Regions from separate parts of the Homo sapiens genome. Here region 2 is linked to region 1. The links are chromatin contacts, found by Hi-C or POLR2A ChIA-PET in ENCODE. All regions are on one chromosome and are shown on one strand. The core of a region is the stretch at or near the end of the contact, and the rest is flanking DNA. Distances in the headings are between cores, read along the strand shown. Region 1 holds the start of ATP5MC2 (ATP synthase membrane subunit c locus 2). Region 2 holds the start of CISTR (chondrogenesis-associated transcript).

Evidence for each region. A loop is a pair of places that touch in the nucleus more often than their neighbours do. ChIA-PET counts read pairs that join two places held with the same protein, here RNA polymerase II (POLR2A). Pooled maps may share reads with other maps.
Region 2: a loop to region 1 is called in a map with no recorded cell type, with 5 times the contacts of the local background. The contact joins the promoter of CISTR here to the promoter of ATP5MC2 in region 1. A Hi-C loop is called at or near these places in 4 of 168 maps with a recorded cell type or tissue (B cell, CD8-positive, alpha-beta T cell, OCI-LY7 and 1 more), 7 of 37 single-sample maps with no recorded cell type and 16 of 50 pooled maps. POLR2A ChIA-PET finds 5 or more read pairs at or near these places in 11 of 52 experiments (CD4-positive, alpha-beta memory T cell, Caco-2, GM10248 and 7 more).

The regions. Positions count from the first base shown.
Region 1 is chr12:53,672,662-53,677,379 of GRCh38, forward strand. It overlaps ATP5MC2 (ATP synthase membrane subunit c locus 2), which reads right to left and starts at 3,422. Exons shown (of 5, transcript NM_005176.7): 1 at 3,392-3,422. RefSeq lists enhancers at 3,124-3,573, 3,684-3,913.
Region 2 is chr12:53,748,803-53,753,335 of GRCh38, forward strand. CISTR (chondrogenesis-associated transcript) reads right to left here and starts at 3,177. Exons shown (of 3, transcript NR_186108.1): 1 at 2,972-3,177; 2 at 1,515-2,163. The region is part of intron 1 of LOC105378250 (a long non-coding RNA gene); the gene reads left to right. RefSeq lists an enhancer at 1,552-2,140 and a silencer at 2,757-3,026.

The DNA of each region.
Region 1 (4,718 bases), core at 2,172-4,671:
AGTATTGTAAACGCTCCTTATTCACTAAACTATATCCTTATTAGCAGAAAAGGGGCCCTAGAAAGCTTAACTGGCCCAGAAAACAGTGACTGACCTTAAGTCATTGGCAGAAATAGAATTAAAACCCTGAAGTCATGACTTCTTCCAGAAACCCCACACAGCTCCCAAGATTTCCTTATAATGAAGTGACTTCCCCTGGTCTGAACAAGTGAACACTTGGGTTCAGGTAAGACCTGTTACCCATTTCCATAGCCTCATGATTTGCAGTTGCCACAGGAATTTTCCCAGAGTGTCTTTTGCCTAAGTTTTCCTTAGTTTTTATTCAAAAGGAACGCTTCTCAAGACTTCATCATCTGGACCTTTAAAAGTTGCCGTTTAGGCTGGGCACGTGGTTCACACCTGTAATCCCAGCACTTTGGGAGGCCGAGGCGGGCGGATCACGAGGTCAGGAGTTCGAGACCAGCCTGACCAACATGGTGAAACCCCACCTCTACTAAAAATACAAAAATTAGCCAGGTGTGGTAGCACGCGCCTGTAATCCCAGCTACTCAGGAGGCTGAGGCAGGAGAATTGCTTGAACCCAGGAGGCGGAGGTTGCAGTGAGACGAGACCACGCCACTGCACTCCAGCCTGGGTGACAGAGCGAGACCCCATCTCAAAACAAACAAACAAACAAACAAACAAACAAAAAGTTGCCCTTTAGAGTCTTTGTAGTTTTGGGAGATATTTGTTGAAGGCCAAGACACTGGAAGGTCTCCAACAATCTCTTTGCTGATCCCTGGAAGTATCTGATTCCTGAAAATACTTCAATTTCCTGTATTAATAAGATGAGGAAGATCAAGGAGGAACTCTGTTATTAGTCTATCCAAAAGGTATTAGTGGCTGGGCGCAGTGGCTCACGCCTGTAATCCTAGCACTTTAGGAGGCTGAGGCGGGTAGATCACGAGGTCAGGAGTTCGAGACCAGGCTGACCAACATGGAGAAACCCCGTCTCTACTGAAAATACAAAATTAGTCGGGCATGGTGGTGCATGCCTGTAATCCCAGCTACTCAGGAGGCTGAGGCAGGAGAATTGCTTGAATCCAGGAGGCAGAGGCTACGGTGAGCCAAGATTGCGCCATTGTACTCCAGCCTGGGCAACAAGAGGGAAACTGTCTCAAAAAAAAAAAAAAAAGTATTAAATTGTGTCTCCCCAAGATCTAAAGAAGATCTGACACCCTATAGGTATCTAAGTTGGTAGAAGTGAACTTACCTCAAACAGAAGGTGAGTTAAAAACCTAAAGGCAGGGTTTCTCCAAGTGAAGTGAGAAGCCCATCTGAACTAGAATTATCTGGGTGGTGTACGTATTAAAAAATGCATATTCTTGGGCGCAACTTGGACCTTCCTGGTCAAGATCTCTGGGGGAGCTAGGTTCAGTGGCTCATTCCTGTAATCCCAACACTGAGAAGCTGGGGCGGAAAGATAACTTGAAGCCAGGAGTTTGAGACCAGCCTGGGCAAACATCAAGACCTCATCTCTACAAAACATAAAATTAGCCAGGTGAGGTGGAAGTGCACCTGTAGTCCCAGCTACTCCAGAAGCTGAGGCAGGAGGACTGCTTGAACCCAGGAGCTGGAGGCTTCAGTGAGCTATGATCACGCCAGTTGTCCAGTATGGGCAACAACGTGAAACCCTGTCTATAAACAAACAAAAAAGATCTCTGGGAATAAGGCTCAAGTGCCCTGTATTTCAAACAAGTTTCCCAGATGATTATTAGGTATACTTAACGCAAGAGCGTGACCCTAAACCCAGTCTTGAAACTGTGGTAGTGGTAGAGGATAGACTTGAACTTGGATCTTTTAAGTTACATGCTTTCTAATATGTCACAGGCTGAAATACTCAGTGAATGCTTAGGGCTATTAAATACCACTTCATTAAATGAACTGAACTCAGATTGTCCCAGGTTAAAACACTTCTGAATCCAACATCTTAATTGCTCTTAATTTATTTTTTGCCCAGGCTATTGTGGAACTCCTGGCATCAAAAGATCTTCCCACCTTGGCCTCCCAGTGTTGGGATTACAGGTGTGAGCCACCACACCCAGCCTTAATTACTTTTAAGTTAATGGATGTCTTCAACTCTTGTCCTATCTAGAACTCTGATTTTTGCCTATATGTAACTCTAACCCAATTTTGCTGCCGTACTATTCAGGTTTTCTTGGGTCAAAATCCAATAGTTCTTTAAGGCTTTTAGAAAAAGAAGGGGTGGTTCTTTTCTAAGGGAATTATACCTTATTATCTTCTTTGTAAAATGCAGCTCTTAGGGGGATTAAGTATGTTCATTTACAAATTAACATACATAAAGAGTTTAATGTGGTGCTGGCATATAATAAACCCACAACAAGGGGTGGCAATTAAGTGATCCCACCATTGGCTATCTAACCATGGCAACTCTGCAATTGTTAGCCTACAACTTGGGCAAAGGCACTATCCAGAATCAGGACTCCAAAATCATCACGGGCTTTTTCCTCAGTGTAGATGAGTCACAGGGGTAGTAACTTAACTATTCCTTTCCTTAAACCTTCTTTTCCTTGTAACAGCAGAATCTGGGGAGGTTAATTAATCCTTCACAGGAAAGCTGGCAGGCAGGGTCTCATGCTGGCCCCACTAGCTTGGCCTTACCCCACCTTTCTGGGCCTGCTGCCTCAACAGAAACCCTCATCTCTAGCCCACCATTTGTGACTTTTACAACTTCACCAGCGTGCCGGGATGCGAGAAAGGTACTGGTAAATAACTAGTGATTCCAAAGCAACCAGCCTCTCTCTTCTGCCTTAGCTATCCCAAGCCACAACCTAACGGGAGGCGATGTTTTGGCTTTTTTTCCCACTTCTACCATGTTCAAGGTTTACTTTTTAAATTGAGGGGTGCTGACTAGAGGGATTGGTGACTTTAGACGATCCACTATCTCCATTGCTCGGAGCACCTGAGGTTCTGGGGCCTAAAGTCTGGAGATTTCAGAATAAAGAAGGCACAAGTCAGGATGAGAAGAGAAAGCAGAGATAGGAGGGGAGAGCCTGGGGGTTGTCACAATCTGAAAGGGCCAGAGGGCGAGAAAAGAGTGTTTGCAGGGACTGGGTGGAACAGGTGAAAAGCAGCACTCCAGGATCTAACTTTGGCCAGCTCCAAGGTATCCTCCCCCTGCGAGACATCCAAGATGGCGCCAGGCCCGCGCGGTTGGAGGTCACCGGCACGCGGAAGAGCCAACTCTAAGGCTAAGGGATAGCGGAAGCAAGAAAGGGCGAGAGGACCAGGGTGGGAGCACGCAAGGTAAGCGCCTCAAAGCATCCGCGCAAGGTGAGGTGTCCCGCGCGCGTGCGCAGCGCACAGAGGGCTCTAGGTCCCAAGGCCTTACCTGCTCCCACTGCAGAGAAGACAGAGAGGGGCGGAGCAGCGGGAAGAGCGAAAGGAAGGCTCAGCGCATGCGTGACCCGGGCCAACGAGTCGCTCAGCCACGGATAGAGTGATTGCAACATACAGGATCAGCTCAGGCATCACAGCGCCGCCTGCCAGGGCTGTGGCGGTATCCGGCCGGTTGCTCCACCTGGCGTTCGAGAGGAGAAACTACAGGGAGCGCCGACTGCAGAAATGAGGCCAACTCCGCGGAGTAAGCCGATCCGTAACGTGGACTGCGGTTTGGTCTGTACCGCGTTTGGGATCTCGGACTTGCGTCCCCTTTCCGAGCATGCGCAGTCGTCACACTGCCAAAACAAAACTCCTACTCAGAATTCAGTGTTAACATACGGTCGGGATTGGGGTTCAGTGCCTAAAATGCAGCAGGAGGAAGATCTTGGGAGTCCTGCTTTCTGTCGCGCCGGGACTCTGGCATCACTGGATGGCAAACCGGCTCCATGGGCGAATAGTCAGCAAAATGCCGCAGCTGCTTCTGGTGGCTTCGCCCTTTCCCCCACTCCCCGTTTCCTCCTTTCCATTCCGGTGATAAACCATGAGAGAAGCAGCATCAGCGAGCCAGAAGATAGGGTTAAATATGATCCGAATCCCTCTTTCCTGGCTCCTGGGACAGTCTAGGAATAACGGGCACCTGCGACCCGCTGTAAGGTTGCGAGGTCACTCCAGGCTTGCCCGAGCCTCTGCTCAGGTTTCAACTACGCGAGTTGGGATAAGCAGCGCCCTCCCCTCCCGCCCCCATGCTCTCCTGAACGTGGGTTTTCTCTCCCCTTTCGCTCGCCCTTCCCCTGATGGAAGGAGGTGGGGGAGGCTTCCTGGCCCTCATCTTTCCTAGGCCTCCTTGTCTCCCAGACAGGACCTGCCCTGCCCTTTGGAACAGGGCGACAAGGCCTATCCAGTTCCAAACCCCTGCCGTCCCTGCATCGTGCTTGAACGCAGCACGAGAAAGACGGGAAAAGCTCACCAAACCCCATAAAAAATAAAAAATAAAAAGAAAGCCGCGGCTGTAAATAAAGGCAAATCCGCCACTCTCTGAGGGGCCGTTTGTCCTCCCCTCCTTGGCCCCGTCCTTCCCGCCGCCCCCTCCCGGCTCCCGGGCCCCGCGGCGCCCCGGCCCCGAGCTCCTCCATTTAATCGGATTTGGGAGAAGGGGAGGATAAATCACGGCAGCAGCTTTACGGTCCCGGAGGAGAGGCGAGCCGCAGACAGGCACACCCCGGCCGGCGATAAAAACCGCCGCTGAAAGCCCACGGAGCAATTTCCCGGGACCCCGA
Region 2 (4,533 bases), core at 1,927-4,426, 76 kb after region 1:
GATGGGTTTCCAAGGAGAAAGGAAATGAGAGTGATGGTGGGGAGGCAGTAAGAAGGGTCAGGTAGAGGTTGCAGGGGGTGAGATGGGGATTCTGGGTTGAGGGCTCTGCTGGCCTTCCAGGGCCTGGGACTCAGGTGGGCGGGGAGGCCTATATGTGTGAGTGTGTATGGGTGTGTGTGTGTTGTGTGTGTGTGTGAGCAGGAACCTGGCAATTCCAAGCTCTTCAAAATGCCAGAGTTGTCTGGTGCTGAACCAGACAGCCACACACCCTCCCTCTGCATGGACAGCTTGGAGCAGTTATGGTGGGGTGTAGGGGAGAGAACAGAAGAAAGATGGAAGTTAGAGAAAGACTGAGAAAGAAAAAGAATGGCAGAGCCCCAGCAGAGATCAAGGGGAGAGAAAATGATATTGAAAAAGGGAGTAGAGAAATTGGCAGAGGACAGTCAGAGAAAGACAGAGGTGGAGAAAGAAATATGATGGAGGCAAGAAGTGTGTGTGTGTGTGTGTATATATATATATAAAAGACAGGGAGCAGAGAGTGCCTCTAACTGCAGGAGGGCGAGAGGGGCACGGAGAGAGAGGGGGCTGTTGAGAGGGAGGCAGACTAAGGGGAAATGGGGAGGGAAGGCAGGCAGGGCACCTATCTACCTGGAGATGCTGGGCTGGAATCAACCCAGCATCATGTTTACCTGATGAAACAACCCTGCAGTGAGTTGGGGAGGCAATCAATGAGTTTTTCTTTCTTTCTTTTTTTTTAGGGTGACCCTGTCATTTTCTTTAAGTACAAAGAACCTATTCCAATGCATGCTATCTCCTTTAACATAGCAGGTTTCAGCAACTGCTGCAGGTGCCTGGGTCATTCCTGGCAATTTCTCTTTGGGGATCACCTTTAGAGCCTGCAGTATAGCTCTGAGCATCTGCACCAGAGGCAAATTTGTATCCTTTAGGGGTAGATCTAATTTTTGAAAACAGCCTAAGTGTTAGCAATCAAGGCTGGAGAGTCAGGTGAGGACCCAGCTGGGGAGCAGTATTTCCAGTTAAAAAGAAGGTGAAAATGGGAAGACATAGAGGAGGGTGTGCCCTCCTCCAAAGTGGCTCTGAAAGGCAATCCTGAAGGGGAACCTTGCAAGATATGACAGAAGGAGATCTTCCAGTGGCTGCTTGAGGGCCAGTTTCATTTTTCTGTCTATTAAAACTGGGCAGTAATGTTCCCAGGAGCATTCACAACCTGGCACTGGAGGGATGAGGCCTGGCATCTGATGATCTTGGGCACAGTGGTGCTGGCCTTGGGGATCTTACAGTCATCCTCCCTGCCAACATTATGTTTATAGGTGCAAAGTTACCCCGTTGACATTCACCACAGCAAAGATCAACAAGTGCAAATGACTAGGGCAAATTCAGAATCCAAGCCAGTTAGTTCATCAGGGAAGGCTGCTAGGAGTGGGGGAGTTAGAGAGGTGTGCAAAGAGAAACCCAACAGGGCATGCAATAGATTAGGAGAAGAGCAGGAGTACCTCTGGCTGATGGTGCTGAGGCAGGTGAGCAAACCACAAATGAGGCTGTGGACAGCTTTGCTAGCCTGGAGCAACGAGCTGGATTCAGGAACCAGCATGAAGGGGAATGGAAGGGGGCAGGTTTTGAAGTCAGGCTGGGTGATCTGAATTTGCTGAGAGAAACTGGGGCCCAATGGGGATGCACTAACGTGTCAGGTAGAGTGTGTGAGTGTGTGTGTGTGTGCACTCACACTTGTCTGGATAGGTGTGTACTTAAGTTTGCATGTTTTTTTCTGTGTGCGTGTGTAGGGGCATATACATCCAGGTGGCTTTGTGCCATGTGGCTTTGTACCCCAGGCTCTTGTCTATCCATCTGTGTGACTGGCATGTGGCTATGCCTGAATGCGTTTGTTCATTTGTGTGTTTCCATGTGGTCATGTGCGAATGGTATCTCAGTTGCTTTTTGTGTATTTTACTTGGCTACGTGTGGCGAAGGGCAGCGTGTGTGTTTTGCGCGCGTGTGTGTGTGCGTGCTCGTGTCTGCAGGAGGAGTGGGGCCGGCAGGGAGCCCTGGCTACCCAAGCATTGCCGTCTGTCTCTCTCCCTCCACTGGCTCCATCTGCCGTCGCTGAGGTCGTGACAAGGAGGCAAACAGCAAAACGGCAAACAGCTACGGCGGGAGAAACAAGAACATTGTAAGCCCCGCGCAGACTGTCCCTGTGGAGGAGAAAGGCACATGAGCAGCCAAAGGGACGGACACTCACACACACACACACGCACACACTCACTCCTGCGCACACAGGCTGCTCCGCGGACACGCTTCACGGAGCAGGTGTGCCCACGCGCAATACCCTCCTGGCCCACAGGCCTCCGCACGCACAGGACACACACACACACTCTCTCCTGGCCTCCCTCCCGCCGCCCCTCCTCTGAGCCCTGCGGCCCGGCCTTCCGCACCTCCCAACGCCTGCAGGGGTTGGGGGCGCTGGGGCTCGGGGCGCTCACTCGGACCTCGGAGCCAATCGCCAGAGATCTAATGGCTCCTTTGGCAGTGGGAAGGGGTGTGCGTGGGTGTCCTCTCCTTCACTCTTTCCCCAGCCCTGTCGCCTCCCACCCCCCTTCCGGCCGCGGCAGTTTCCGAAATCGCCCGGCGGCCGCGAATTCATTAGTGGGGGGCGGATGTAAACGCAGCGCGGTGGAACGTTTTAATTAGGCCTGAACAATAAACAAGCTAAACGAGGCGCGCAGGACTCCCTGGTGGGCCCTCAGCCTCCTCCGCGCGGCGCGGACTCATTACGGCTGCAGCCAATTTCATGCCAGCGCCGAGCACTGGCTGGGCCGGGAGTGGGGTCGGGGGTGCGTGCGGGTGCGATCCGGGCCTGCAGGGTGCGGAGCGGGGGCGTCCCGGGGCGAGGGCAGCGGGCCGGTTCCCGCCCGCCCGGGGCCGCGGCTTCCGCATTTCTGCACCATCCACCTGCCTTTTTCAGTGTCCTTGAGATGACGCTCCCTCCCCACACCAGAGCGGCCGGCTGGAGAGTCTAGCTTGCTTTTTAGGGTCTCTCTCCCGCCTCTTTTCCTCCCCCGCTCCCTCTCTCCTTGCGGCTGACTCCAGCTCCCCCTCGGTGCCCGTAACCCTCCTTTCCTCTTTTTGCCGCAGTCTCCGTCTCTCTTCCACAGGGTCTCTCCCTCCCCCTCTCCCCGTGGTTGTCAGACTTTCTCCTGGACTTTCTCCGCCCCGCACCGCCCGCCCCGGATGCCGAGCGTGGTAGACTCTGCAGCCGGGCTCCTCGCTGCCCGCTGGCGCTGCCTACACCCCCTTGGGCTCCCCTCCAAGGTCCCCTCCGCTCGCCCCTCTCTGCCCGCTGCCGCCGCCGCCGCCGCCTTCCAGGCCTCTCTCCACCCTCTGTCTCTTTCTGCCTGGGTTCTTCCTTTGGGCCGTCTACCCTCGGGTTTCAGGTTGGGCATTGCTCCCGCACCCTACTAATTGGGGCTCTTCTGGACCGATCCAACCAGCGAAGTCGAATTTGGCTCGTGTCCTTCTCTCCCTTTTTTGCGAAGCTGCAGACACTGCTTGCTGGCCCTCCGGCTCTGCCGGGACTTCCCTGGTTCTAGGTGGCGGTGGGTCTGTGGCTAAGTTTGAATCCCAGCCCTGGGCCTCACCATGTGAGTCTTAACCTGGGCTTGCTCAGCTGTAAAATGTAGGAAATAATTTTAGGTGCTTCATGTTGTGGGAATTAGCGCTGTGATAACGAATGTAACATGCTTGGCACATGGGACTTAGTCTATTAGCTCTTCCCTTCTGCCTTTCCTCAATCTGCTCCTCTCCCTAGCCTGGAGCTTTCTTAAAGGGTTTTGAGGAGAGAAAAACCAAGGTCACAGACTTTATAGGCCCCCCAAAATTGAATATCAGAAATTGTAAATGGTTCAACCTAACAAATGCACTAGGCTCTGATTGCAAGAAGTGCTGCTGAGTGTGTACAAGAAGGGAGGACCGGGATTGGACTGAACTGCAGAACAAAGGAAACCATGTGGACTGGCACACTGGACTGAGCAAATTAAAACCTAAGGGACACGTCAACCCGCATTAGTCCTGCCTCAGCAGTATGGCTGCCCTCTTAGGGCTGCAGAGTCATGGGACTGTGTCCTCTTGGGGGCTGCAGTGGATCTAGGAGTCCAGCTCCCCCAAGACTCCTGCACCAAGGCAGGAACCAGACTCCTAGAACCTCATACCATCATACTTCTCTCCCATCTATACATCACACACACACACACACACACACACACACACACACACAGAGAGAGACACACGTGTCCTTTGAGATTTTTAAAGGAAAATTACAAAGTGTGGGCCTGGAATTCTGTCTCTGCTTCAGTTTCTTTCCCTAGTTCCCTCCTGACTCCTAAGAAGCAGAATCAGCGAGTCGCACACCTTCCCCTGTGTGTGCTGCCCATTGTATTGGGCACTGAGGGGAGATCCAGAGGGAGGAGCACAAATCCTGCCCTGCTGGAACTCCTAGGCTCATGGTAAGATGAGGCTGGT